Linked DNA regions of Homo sapiens: region 1 is linked to region 2. Evidence: read pairs that join two places in POLR2A ChIA-PET (ENCODE). Cell type or tissue: A673. All regions are shown on one strand. Each heading gives the region's core, and the rest is flanking DNA. Links, peaks and the distances in the headings are about the cores only. Region 1 overlaps SMG1 (SMG1 nonsense mediated mRNA decay associated PI3K related kinase). Region 2 has its middle 24 kb from the start of TMC7.

Region 1 (4,000 bases), core at 1-4,000, 130 kb after region 2:
ATCAAGCAAATGGACAAATATGGTACATCCACATAATGGAATACTTCTTAGCAATAAAAGTGAACGACACCTTGATAACATACAGCCACATGTATGACTTACAATAATTATGCTGAGTAAAGAAAGCTAGACATTTCTACCCCTATAAATGGAGAGTGTATAATATGAGAAAAAGCAGATCAGTGTTTACTTGGAGATGGAGGAGGTGGTATGGAGAAGTGTGAGTGAGAGAGATTAAGAAGTCAGGAGGAAATTTGTAGGGTAGTCGGTATGCTGATTTTCTTGATTGTGGTGACAGTTTCATGAGTGTATGCAAGTACCAAAGTATAACAAATTATATATTTTAAACATGCAGTTTATTATATGCAAATTATACCTTGATAAGACTTTTTTTTTTTGAAGGGAAATAGAAGCCACTTATAACCAAACCAAAAAGAGAATAACAATGCTAATATCACTACAGAAATATGATTCCTAAAAATTAATAACATTATATAACATACTTTAGGGCAGTTCTTTTTGTTCTTAAGGTACATCATCCTAGGAATGTTTAATTATATGACAACTTTTTAAAGTCATTTGAAATAGTTCCTGAAAAATTTCACATGACTATGAAATAGAATTTGAAAAGAAAATATTTAAAAGTAGAAATAAAAAGTAAACAAAAGATGTACTTACATGAATGAGTTGATGGCATAGTTACATAAGTTTGCTCTTAATGTATGGCTCTAAGTCTCCAAATGTGTAACTTAGCTAAACTCAAAAAACATTAAAAGTTTTTTTCTCATATATTTATAGGAATTGAATTCGAATTTCCGGCAAATCATATTTCCAGAAGCACTTCGATGTTTAATGAAAGGGGAATACACGTTAGAAAGTATGCTGCATGAACTGGACGGTCTTATTGAGCAGACCACCGATGGCGTTCCCCTGCAGACTCTAGTGGAATCTCTTCAGGCCTACTTAAGAAACGCAGCTATGGGACTGGAAGAAGAAACACATGCTCATTACATCGATGTTGCCAGGCAAGTGAATGCTGGCTGTGCCGTTTCCTTGTAAAAGAGATGGGACAGCCAGAGAAAGGGATTCTGAGCTCTTTAACGTAAGTTTACTTTTAGTTTTTAGAGCAGGTATAATTACTTATAAATGCTCATACACGTATCTTTTTAAAACTTTTTTATTTTGAAATAATTATACATCACGAGAAGTTGCTTAAAAAAAAAGTGCAGGCAGGTATTGTGCATGCTTCATCCTTCCTTCAGTGTTAGTATCTATAGTAACACTATGAAACCGACAATGATATAGTCCACACCGCTTACTCAGATTTCACTAGTTATACATGCACTTATTTGTGTGTGTGTGTGTGTGTGTGTGTGTGTGTGCAAGTGTATAGTTCGGTCACATACATACATATATCCTTTTAGTGCTTGTAGTTATGTACATGTACATACACACAGTCGAACATGATATTTTTAAGCCATCTTGTAGAACCCCTTGGAGACACCTGAAACAGTTTATTTAGCTAACAGAGTACACACCTCATTTCAGGTGAATACTTTTAAATTAGTTTAAATATTGTAAGTTTGTTTTAGCTAATTGGATATTGTATTTTTCATCTCATTAGTCCAGAAAAGCAATCTGACTTTGGAATCTGTAGAGTTTGGGCAGTTCCTGCAGACATGCATTGTACTCAGAGCTAATCCCTAAGCTTCTTTGTGCCTAGTGACTCAGGGCCTCTTTTCTTTGGCGTTCCAATGTCTAATTCACAGAAGAAGTATAATTGAGAGAGTAGAAATGAATTGTAGCACCGTTTCCTCCCATGGGAAATTTCAAAGATACAAGACTGTAGAGAGAATAGTCTAATGAACCCCCTGCCACCACCTTTGGTAATTATCTGCACTGGGCTAGTCTGGTTTAAATTTACTACCCTAGTTATTTAGAAGCAAATATTTTTTCATTCTTAAATATTAATAATGCAGAAAGTATACATATATATGTAATCTTATTTTTCTTGACTGTGGTGCCATTATTTCATGAAAAAAGTAGCAATAATTCCTTAATGTTAATTATCCTGCATTCAGAAATTTCCTGTTTCTCATGTTTCTTTGGAGTGGTTATATTCATAAAATAATAAATATATTCATATATATTCATAAATATGTACGTGTGTGTGTATATATATATATATATGTATTTTTTTTTTTTTTTTTGAGATGGAGTCTTGCTGTGTCGCTAGGCTGGAGTGCAATGGTGCGATCTCGGCTCGCTGCAGCCTCCATCTCCCGGGTTCAAGAGATTCTCCTGGCTCAGCCTCCCTAGTAGCTGGGACTATGGACGTATGCCCCCATGCCCGGCTAGAAAAAGTATAATCATTAATAGCATAAATATTAGATTATTTATAGAACAGCTTTATCATATAATTTTTAGCAGTATTTAAAAAGTTAAATGCTAGATCTGTACATCTTTGTTTTGCACTGAATTTCAGACTTCATTTTATCTCTCTTAATATCTTATCTGGGTTCCCCTTATCCTCATACAGAGGAATGTTTACCTAAATGTGTACTTTGGGTAACAAACTTTGTGCCTGGATCTATGGCAGCCTGTCTGTGCCTTGTTTCAGAGAAGCTTTTTTTGGGTAATCTCAAGGAAAATCTCATACCATCTTACAGCTCTTTTTCCATTAGAAATTTATCTGGTAGTTTAACATTTTTAATTCTCTTAAAAATTCTTAATAGTTCCAGCCATTTGGAATGGTTTCTGTGTGTGTGTGTGATAAGAAATAGTGCCTGGATACATAAGCACTATGTAAGTCTTAATGGTAATGTGAGGGGTGAATTTCTGAAGACCTTACATTCAAAATGTGCATAAATAAAAACCAAGCATACCCAAAATAGCAAGTATACTTGGTTGTATCGTATCTTGTAGTAATAGTGCGAACATACCTGACAATTTACTAGGTCCGCCAGCTTTAGAATGGTGTGATTTCTGACATTTTTCAATACAGGATTTTAAATTATTTCATATTTTGTGTGTAAAAATGAGACTGATCACTGAAGTTTGCATAAAATTTAATCACATAACAGTCATTAATAACGAATTGGAATCATTGAAATCCTATTGTGGTTGACATGAAATACCATTTTATCATCATAACATTCCTTCTTTTTTTTTGAGATGGAGTTTCGCTCTTGTTGCCCAGACTGGAGTGTAATGGCGCGATCTTGGCCTCCTAGGCAACCTCCGCCTCCTAGGTTCAAGCGATTCTCCTAGCCTCAGCCTCCTGAGTAGCTGGGACTACAGGTGCCCACCATCACACTCGGCTGATTTTTTTGTATTTTTAGTAGAGACGGGGTTTCTCCATGTTGGTCAGGCTGGTCTTGAACTCCTGACCTCAGGTGATCTGCCCACCTCGGCCTGCCAAAGTGCTGGATTACAGGCGTGAGCCACCGCGCCCGGCCTAATAACACTTCTTCTTAATGCCAGAAGGCTTTCTAGACTCTCACAGCATGCAGCTGTGAGATGTACTGACTTTGTATGTTCCCACCAAAGGCATTACTTTTCAGCGAAGGTTTTAACTCCTTTTGTTTTTCTGTAGACTACTACATGCTCAGTACGGTGAATTAATCCAACCGAGAAATGGTTCAGTTGATGAAACACCCAAAATGTCAGCTGGCCAGATGCTTTTGGTAGCATTCGATGGCATGTTTGCTCAAGTTGAAACTGCTTTCAGCTTATTAGTTGAAAAGGTAAATGTGGACTTGGATTTAAAAATAATGCAAGTGCCATAAAGTAGTTGTTCAGTTGTGTCAAGAGTGGAGAAATGAACTTTGTTTTCTTTCATTTACATAGTTGAACAAGATGGAAATTCCCATAGCTTGGCGAAAGATTGACATCATAAGGGAAGCCAGGAGTACTCAAGTTAATTTTTTTGATGATGATAATCACCGGCAGGTGCTAGAAGAGATTTTCTTTCTAAAAAGACTACAGACTATTAAGGAGT
Region 2 (6,595 bases), core at 1,426-5,425:
ATATATATATATATATGCCTTCAAAGAATTTACACGAGGGGTCAGGGAAATGACAAGCAAATTTCATTCTTGTAAAAACGAGCCCAGAGCCATCAGTACGTGGGGGATTAAGTGGCTTCACCACAAAGACACAGACTTGCTGGGACTTGAAGAGAAGCTCGTCTGCCAAGTAGGTGAGGGAAAGAGGAAAGGAATGCCTGGCAGAGTACAGCTGGGTGAGCGGGGTGTGCCCTCGAGTTCTGGGAGCTAGGTGTCACCCTGCTTGGGCAGGCTGGATCTGTAGTTAGAGGTGGAAAAGTGGGCAGAGACCAGATCTGGGGGCTTCCAAAAAGCTCCTTCTTAGCCGGGTGCAGTGGCTGACGCCTGTAATCCCAGCACTTTGGGAGGCCGAGGCAGGCAGATCACTTGAGGTCAGGAGTTGGAGACCAGCCTGACCAACATGGTGAAACCCTGTCTCTACTAAAAAAACAAAAATTGCTCAGGCTTGGTGACGGGCACCTGTAATCACAGCTACTCAGGAGACTGAGGCATGAGAATCTCTTGAACCTGGGAAAGGGAGGTAGCAGTGAGGCGAGATCATGCCACCACACTCCAGACTGGGTGACAGACTGAGACTCTGTCTCAAAAAAAACGAAAGCCTCTTCTCATAAGTTTACTCTACGTGAAGGTAACCGAGATGCTCTTAGGCAAGGGAGGCTCCTGGTCAGAAATAAGTTGTTTGGGAACACGAAATGTCCCCTGGCAGCTTTGGAGGAGGCCGGACTGAAGGCAACTGGACCAGATCCAGGGCTATTGCTGCAAGGAAGGCGTGACCCAGAAAAGGAGCAGAGGAAGGCATGGATTTGCCAGAACATGGAGGTGGAACCGACAGGACTTACTGATTGATCATAGGTCCGGGAGCATGAGAAGGAGGAGGCAGGCTGATTCCCAGGTTCTAGATGGTCACTGGGAGGATCCTGGGTCAGGAAACCAGGCAAGGAGCTGCAGGAGGGAAGAAGGAGATGACCATTAGGTCTGGGACCCACTGAGTCCCAGGGCCTGTGGATGTCCAGGTAGAGATGGCGAGTCAGCCACTGTGTGGGCAGAACTGGAGTTCTAGAGAGAGGATGGGTGAGAATAAAAGCAGGGACTGTGCTGTGGGTTTGAGTGTCCAGGCAGGAGACAATGGAAGGACTGCAGCAGTGAGATCACCTTTGCAAAAATTATGACAGGGAGAAAAATCTGATATAGTTGATTCCATCTTGCTCCTTTTTTTTGTATACAATTTTTTTTTTTAATTAACTGGACATGGTGGCACACCAATAGTCCCAGCTACCTAGGAGTTCAAGGATGCAGTGAACTGTGATCACACCACTGCACTCCATCCTGGGTGACAGACTGAGACCCTGTCTCAAAAAAAAAGAATAAAAGTAAAAATAAAAAATAAAAAGAGCCTGCACCCTCCATCTCTCTCTTGCTTTCTCTCTCTCCATGTAATCTCTGCACACAGGAGCTCCCCTTTCCCTTCCACCATGAGTAGAAGAAGCCTGAGGCTCTCACCAAATGGCTAGTCTTCCAGCCAGCACAATCATGAGCCAAATACGCTCTTTTCTTTACAAATTACCAGTCTCAGGTATTCCTTTATAGCAACACAAACAGACTAAGACATTCCTGTACAGAAAGTCTGCCAACTGCTGATCTAGGAAAACTGACTGTGGCATCTGCTCCCTTAACCACTGCCCTAGACTGCCTCTGGGGCCCTCAGCTAGCAGTGATGATAAATGCTGGTGTGTTTTGACCCTCCAACAAGATGCATCCTTTGGAGAGAAGGGACATGACCCTTCTTAGGTACAGTTTTTTTTGTTTTTGTTTTTTGTTTGTTTGTTTGTTTTGAGATGGAGTTTTGCTCTTGTTGCCCAGGCTGGAGTGCAATGACACAATCTCAGTTCACCACAACCTCTGCTTCCTGGGTTCAAGCAATTCTCCTGCCTTAGCCTCCTGAGTAGCTGGGATTACAGGCATGCGCCACCATGCCTGGCTAATTTTTTTTTTTTTAGATGGAGTCTCGCTCTGTCGCCCAGGCTGGAGTGCCGTGGCAAATCTCAGCTCACTGCTATCTCTGCCTCCCGGGTTCAAGTGATTCTCCTGCCTCAGCCTCCCAAGTAGCTGGGACTACAGGCACGTGCCACCATGCCTGGCTAATTTTTGGTATTTTTAGTAGAGATGGGGTTTCCCCATGTTAGTCATGATGGTCTTGATCTCCTGACCTCGTGATCCACCGCCTCGGCTTCCCAAAGTGCTGGGATTACAGGCGTGAGCCACCGCACCCAGCCTTAGGTACAGTTTTTATAGTAATATATTTGGATTTTATTAATGAACATTTGTCTCAAGAACTAAACAGTAATGTAACAGCTAAAATGTGATGCATAGAAGACAATATAGGAGTAAATCTTTGTAACTTTGGGTGAAGCAAAGCCGTCTTAGATATGACACCAAAACACAAATGACAAAAGAAAAAAATAGGGCTGGGTGCAAGTGGCTCGTGCCTGTAATTCCAGCACTTTGGGAGTCTTGCTTGAGCCCAAGGAGTTTGAGACCAGCCTGGGCAACATGGCAAAACAAATCTCTACAAAAAATACAAAAATTAGCCAAGCACGGTGGCATGCACCTGTAGTCCCAGCTACTAGGAAGGCTGAGTGAGAAGGATCACTTTAGCCAAGGAGGTTGAGATACAGTGAGCCGTGATTGCACCACTGCACTACAGCCTGGGTAACAGAGCAGGACCCTGTCCCAGAAAAGATAAGAAAAAAAAATTGATAAATTGGACTAAAAAAAGTAGTGATGCTGGGCATGGTGGCTCACACATGTAATCCCAGCACTTTGGGAGGCCAAGGCGAGCGGATCACGAGGTCAGCAGATAGAGACCATCCTGGCTAACATGGTGAAACCCTGTCTCTACTAAAAATACAAAAAATTAGCCGGGCGTGGTGGCGGGCACCTGTAGTCTTAGCTATTCGGGAGGCTGAAGCAGGAGAATCGCTTGAACCCGGGAGGCAGAGGTTACAGGAAGCCAAGATTGCGCCACTGCACTCAAGCCTGGTCAACAAAGCAAGACTCCTTCTCAAAAAAAAAAAAAAAAGTAGAGATGTCTAGGCCTCACCCTCAGAAATCCAGATTTAAATGAGTTGCAGCAGAATTCAAGCATCTGTATATTTCTAAAACCTTCACATTGATTCCAAGTATAGCACCCACTGCCTCTTTTGGCAAATTACATGTATTTATCCCTGGATTACTGCACACACTTCCTGATGGATGGTAGATTTTGAGCTGCTCTCAGTCTGAAAGTCAACTCACTTAATCTGTTCCTGTGCCTGCCACAAAGCTGAGCTGTTGACTATAAATAGCCACAAAAGACTGGAGTTTGTTCTCTTGTTCATGAACCCTTCTAAGTGTTAGATACTGTCATCCAAAGACCACCAAGATGACTAAGTAACAGGAGAGTTGTATTTGGTGACATCAGTTCACAAACCAGGAAGAGACAGTCTCCTGAATGTGTGGAAGCTGCTCTCTCTTTGACGGGAGAAAGGGCAGGCTGGGTTTTATGCCTTACAGGGCCTGTATTACACAATGGAATCATACATATTCAGCAGGTTTGGGGAAAAGACTACGCATATTTATGAGGGGAATTAAGTACATGCACAATGGGTAAACATATGTGTAACATACATCCCATGTTCACATTGGGGTGGGGTTTTAGCAATAAAATGAGGTGGAATTTGGCTCTCTGTGTCAAAAGGTGAGCTATAGGACACAAAGACAGTTTGTGTGCAGTCTCTATAAGCCGGCTGAAACTGCTTAAGGTCTGCAGTTGCTCATCAGAAGACAATGTCTATAAGGTCAGTCCTCTGTCCAATCAGAGTTGTAGCAGTCTGGGTATAAATCAAAGTTAGGAGGGGTATGATAATTTGCCTTGACATCTCCTATTGTGAGGGAGCTTAGCAAGAGTGTAGTTATTCTTGCAGCCATAGGAATTTAGGAATTTAGGAAGGAATTCATGCCAGCCAATACCTAAACCCGTGACCTGTAGGTAATTTTTGTTTCCTTAACCTTAAAGTCCATCTTTTTTTTTTTTTTTCTTAGATGGAGTCTTGCTCTGTCACCCAGGCTGGAGTGCAGTGGCACAATCTCAGCTCACTGCAACCTCCACCTCCTGAATTCACGCCACATGCCATTCTCCTGCTTCAGCCTCCTGTAGCTGGGATTACAGGCACGCCCCACCATGCCCAGCTAATTTTTGTATTTTTAGTAGGGACGGGTTTTCCCCATGTTGGTCAGGCTGGTCTCAAACTCCTGACCTCGGGATCTGCCCGCCTCGCCTCCTAAAGTGCTGGGATTACAGGCGTGAGCCACTGCACCCGGCAGGGTCCATCTTAATCAAGAGGAGTCTGTTTTGGGCTCTCAGATGACAACACAAACACTTCCTCTTGTCTGGACTGAGACAAGATCCTAATAACTACTTGCCCACAAGATGGGAACACAGCAGGAACCAGCTGTGGGGATTTGGAAAACAGTCCAACAGCAATTTTTTCCACACAGCACACTATTCTGTTCAGAATCTTGAACCTGGCTATAGTTAAGGGAGCCGCACCCACAGATATAAGCCAACTACCTAACTCAGAGATCTTCAGTAGCTTCTCTTGGCCTTCACCATGGTCTGCGTAGCCTGGTTCATTGCAGCAGTCAGGGCTCAATGCAGAAATACTATGAGCTATGGGATAAGAGAGTTACTCTAGGAATTAGACCTTACAGAATCATAGGAGAAGCTGGGGAAGGGACAGACTAGGAGGAAAGTTGGAGGCTCAGAGGAGGTACTGGCCAGTCCATCTGAGTAGCCAGGCACATTTAGTCACTGAAAGAGGATGGCCAAGGGAACGCTCTATGGTAACCTGTGCCTGTATGTAGCTACTACCACCAAGCACCTGGTGGTGGGCCTGGGGCTGTGTTGGTCATCAGGGTCAGAAGTCAGGAGAAGAGCTAGATGCAGAGGACAGCAAGGACAAACTGGAGCCCACAGGTATCTGTGTCTATTGCCACATCTAACCACAGTGGCCTTGGGGGATGGCTGCTGCTCACTTGCACCTGCCTCTTTCAGCCAAGTCTAACTGTGGCTAGAATCCCTGAAGACATAATTTCAAGCTAGAGTCTCCCTCTGTCACCCAGGCTGGAGTGCAGTGGCATGATCTCGGCACACTGCAACCTCTGCCTCCCACGTTCAAGTGATCTTTGTGCCTCAGCCTCACAAGTGCTGGCCACCATGCCCATGTTTTTTGTTTGTTTGTTTTTTTGAGATGGAGTGTTGCTCTGTTGCCCAGGCTGGAGTACAATGGCGCGATCTCGGCTCACTGCAACCTCTGTCACCCGAGTTCAAGCGATTCTCCTGCCTCAGCCTCCCAAGCAGTTGAGATTACAGGCACACACCACCATGCCCAGCTAATTTTTGTATTTTTAGTAGAGATGGGGTTTCTCTGGGTTGGTCAGGTTGGTCTTGAACTCCTGACCTCAGGTGATCTGCCCGCCTCGGCTCCCAAACTGTTGGGATTACAGGCGTGAGCCACCGTGCCTGGCCAAAACTTTTTTATTTTTTGAGAGAGAGAAAGAGAGAATTTTACTCTGTCAACAAGGCTAGAGTGCATTGGCACAATCACAGCACACCATGGCCTCAACCTCTTGGGCTCAAGTAATCCTCCCACCTCAGCCTCCCAAAATCTGTGATTGCAGGGGTGAGCCACCATGCCCAGCCTCCCATATAACTTTTGACTCCCCCATAACTTAACTACTAATAGACTACTATTGACCAGAAGCCTTACTGATAACCTAAAGCCAATTAATGCATGCTTTGTTTTGTTTTGTTTGTTTGTTTTTGAGACTGAGTCTCACTCTATTGCCCAGGCTGGAGTGCAGTGGTGTGATCTCAGCTCACTACAATCTCCACGTCCTGGGTTCAAGTGGGAGGCTGAGACAGGAGAATTGCTTGAACCCAGGAGGTGGAGCTTGCAGTGAGCCAAAATTGTGCCACTGTACTCCAGCCTGGGCTACAGAGCAAGACTCCGTCTCAAAACAACAAAAGTCTTCACCTCCTTGTCTTCACATTGAGGAGGCTGAGAGGAGGTGGAAGAGGAGGGGATGGTCTCGCTGTCTTAGTGATACAGGAGATAGAAAGAAATTATTTAGGCAGACAATGACGGCAAGAGAGTCCTCAGTAGAACTTCCCTTCTAACAAAAAAAAAAAGCCCAAGAAATCACTTTCTAAAAAGGAGCAGCCTGAAAGATCAGGCTGCAAACATAGATAGGGAAACTGGAAGCTTGCACGGGGGAATGCCGGCAGCTGCATGAATAGAAAGGACGACCCGGGGCCAGGCAGGTCCACCGTGGGGGCAGCTGCATGGATAGAAAGGACGACCCGGGGCCAGGCAGGTCCACCGTGGGGGCAGCTGCATGGATAGAAAGGACGACCCGGGGCCAGGCAGGTCCACCGTGGGGGCAGCTGCATGGATAGAAAGGACGACCCGGGGCCAGGCAGGTCCACCGTGGGGGCAGCTGCATGGATAGAAAAGAC

Evidence for each region. ChIA-PET counts read pairs that join two places held together with the same protein. Peaks named below come from ENCODE experiments on the same cell type or tissue, not always from the same donor. Only the 100,000 strongest peaks of a DNase experiment are listed, where the experiment ranks them.
Region 1: POLR2A ChIA-PET joins it to region 2 with 7 read pairs; 3 of 35 experiments call an interaction of 5 or more read pairs at or near these places.

What each region holds. Positions count from the first base shown.
Region 1 is chr16:18,829,965-18,833,964 of GRCh38, reverse strand. SMG1 (SMG1 nonsense mediated mRNA decay associated PI3K related kinase) reads left to right here. Exons shown (of 63, transcript NM_015092.5): 51 at 799-1,025; 52 at 3,596-3,746; 53 at 3,850-4,000. Among named protein-coding and RNA genes, the nearest start is that of ARL6IP1, 30 kb to the right of the region's middle. In A673, for the core only: no CTCF peak of the experiment used is centred there; a DNase peak (open chromatin) is centred at 1,774.
Region 2 is chr16:18,956,179-18,962,773 of GRCh38, reverse strand. No RefSeq gene overlaps it. Among named protein-coding and RNA genes, the nearest start is that of TMC7, 24 kb to the left of the region's middle. In A673, for the core only: no CTCF peak of the experiment used is centred there; DNase peaks (open chromatin) are centred at 3,613 and 3,893; H3K4me3 peaks cover 338 bases; H3K27ac peaks cover 1,437 bases.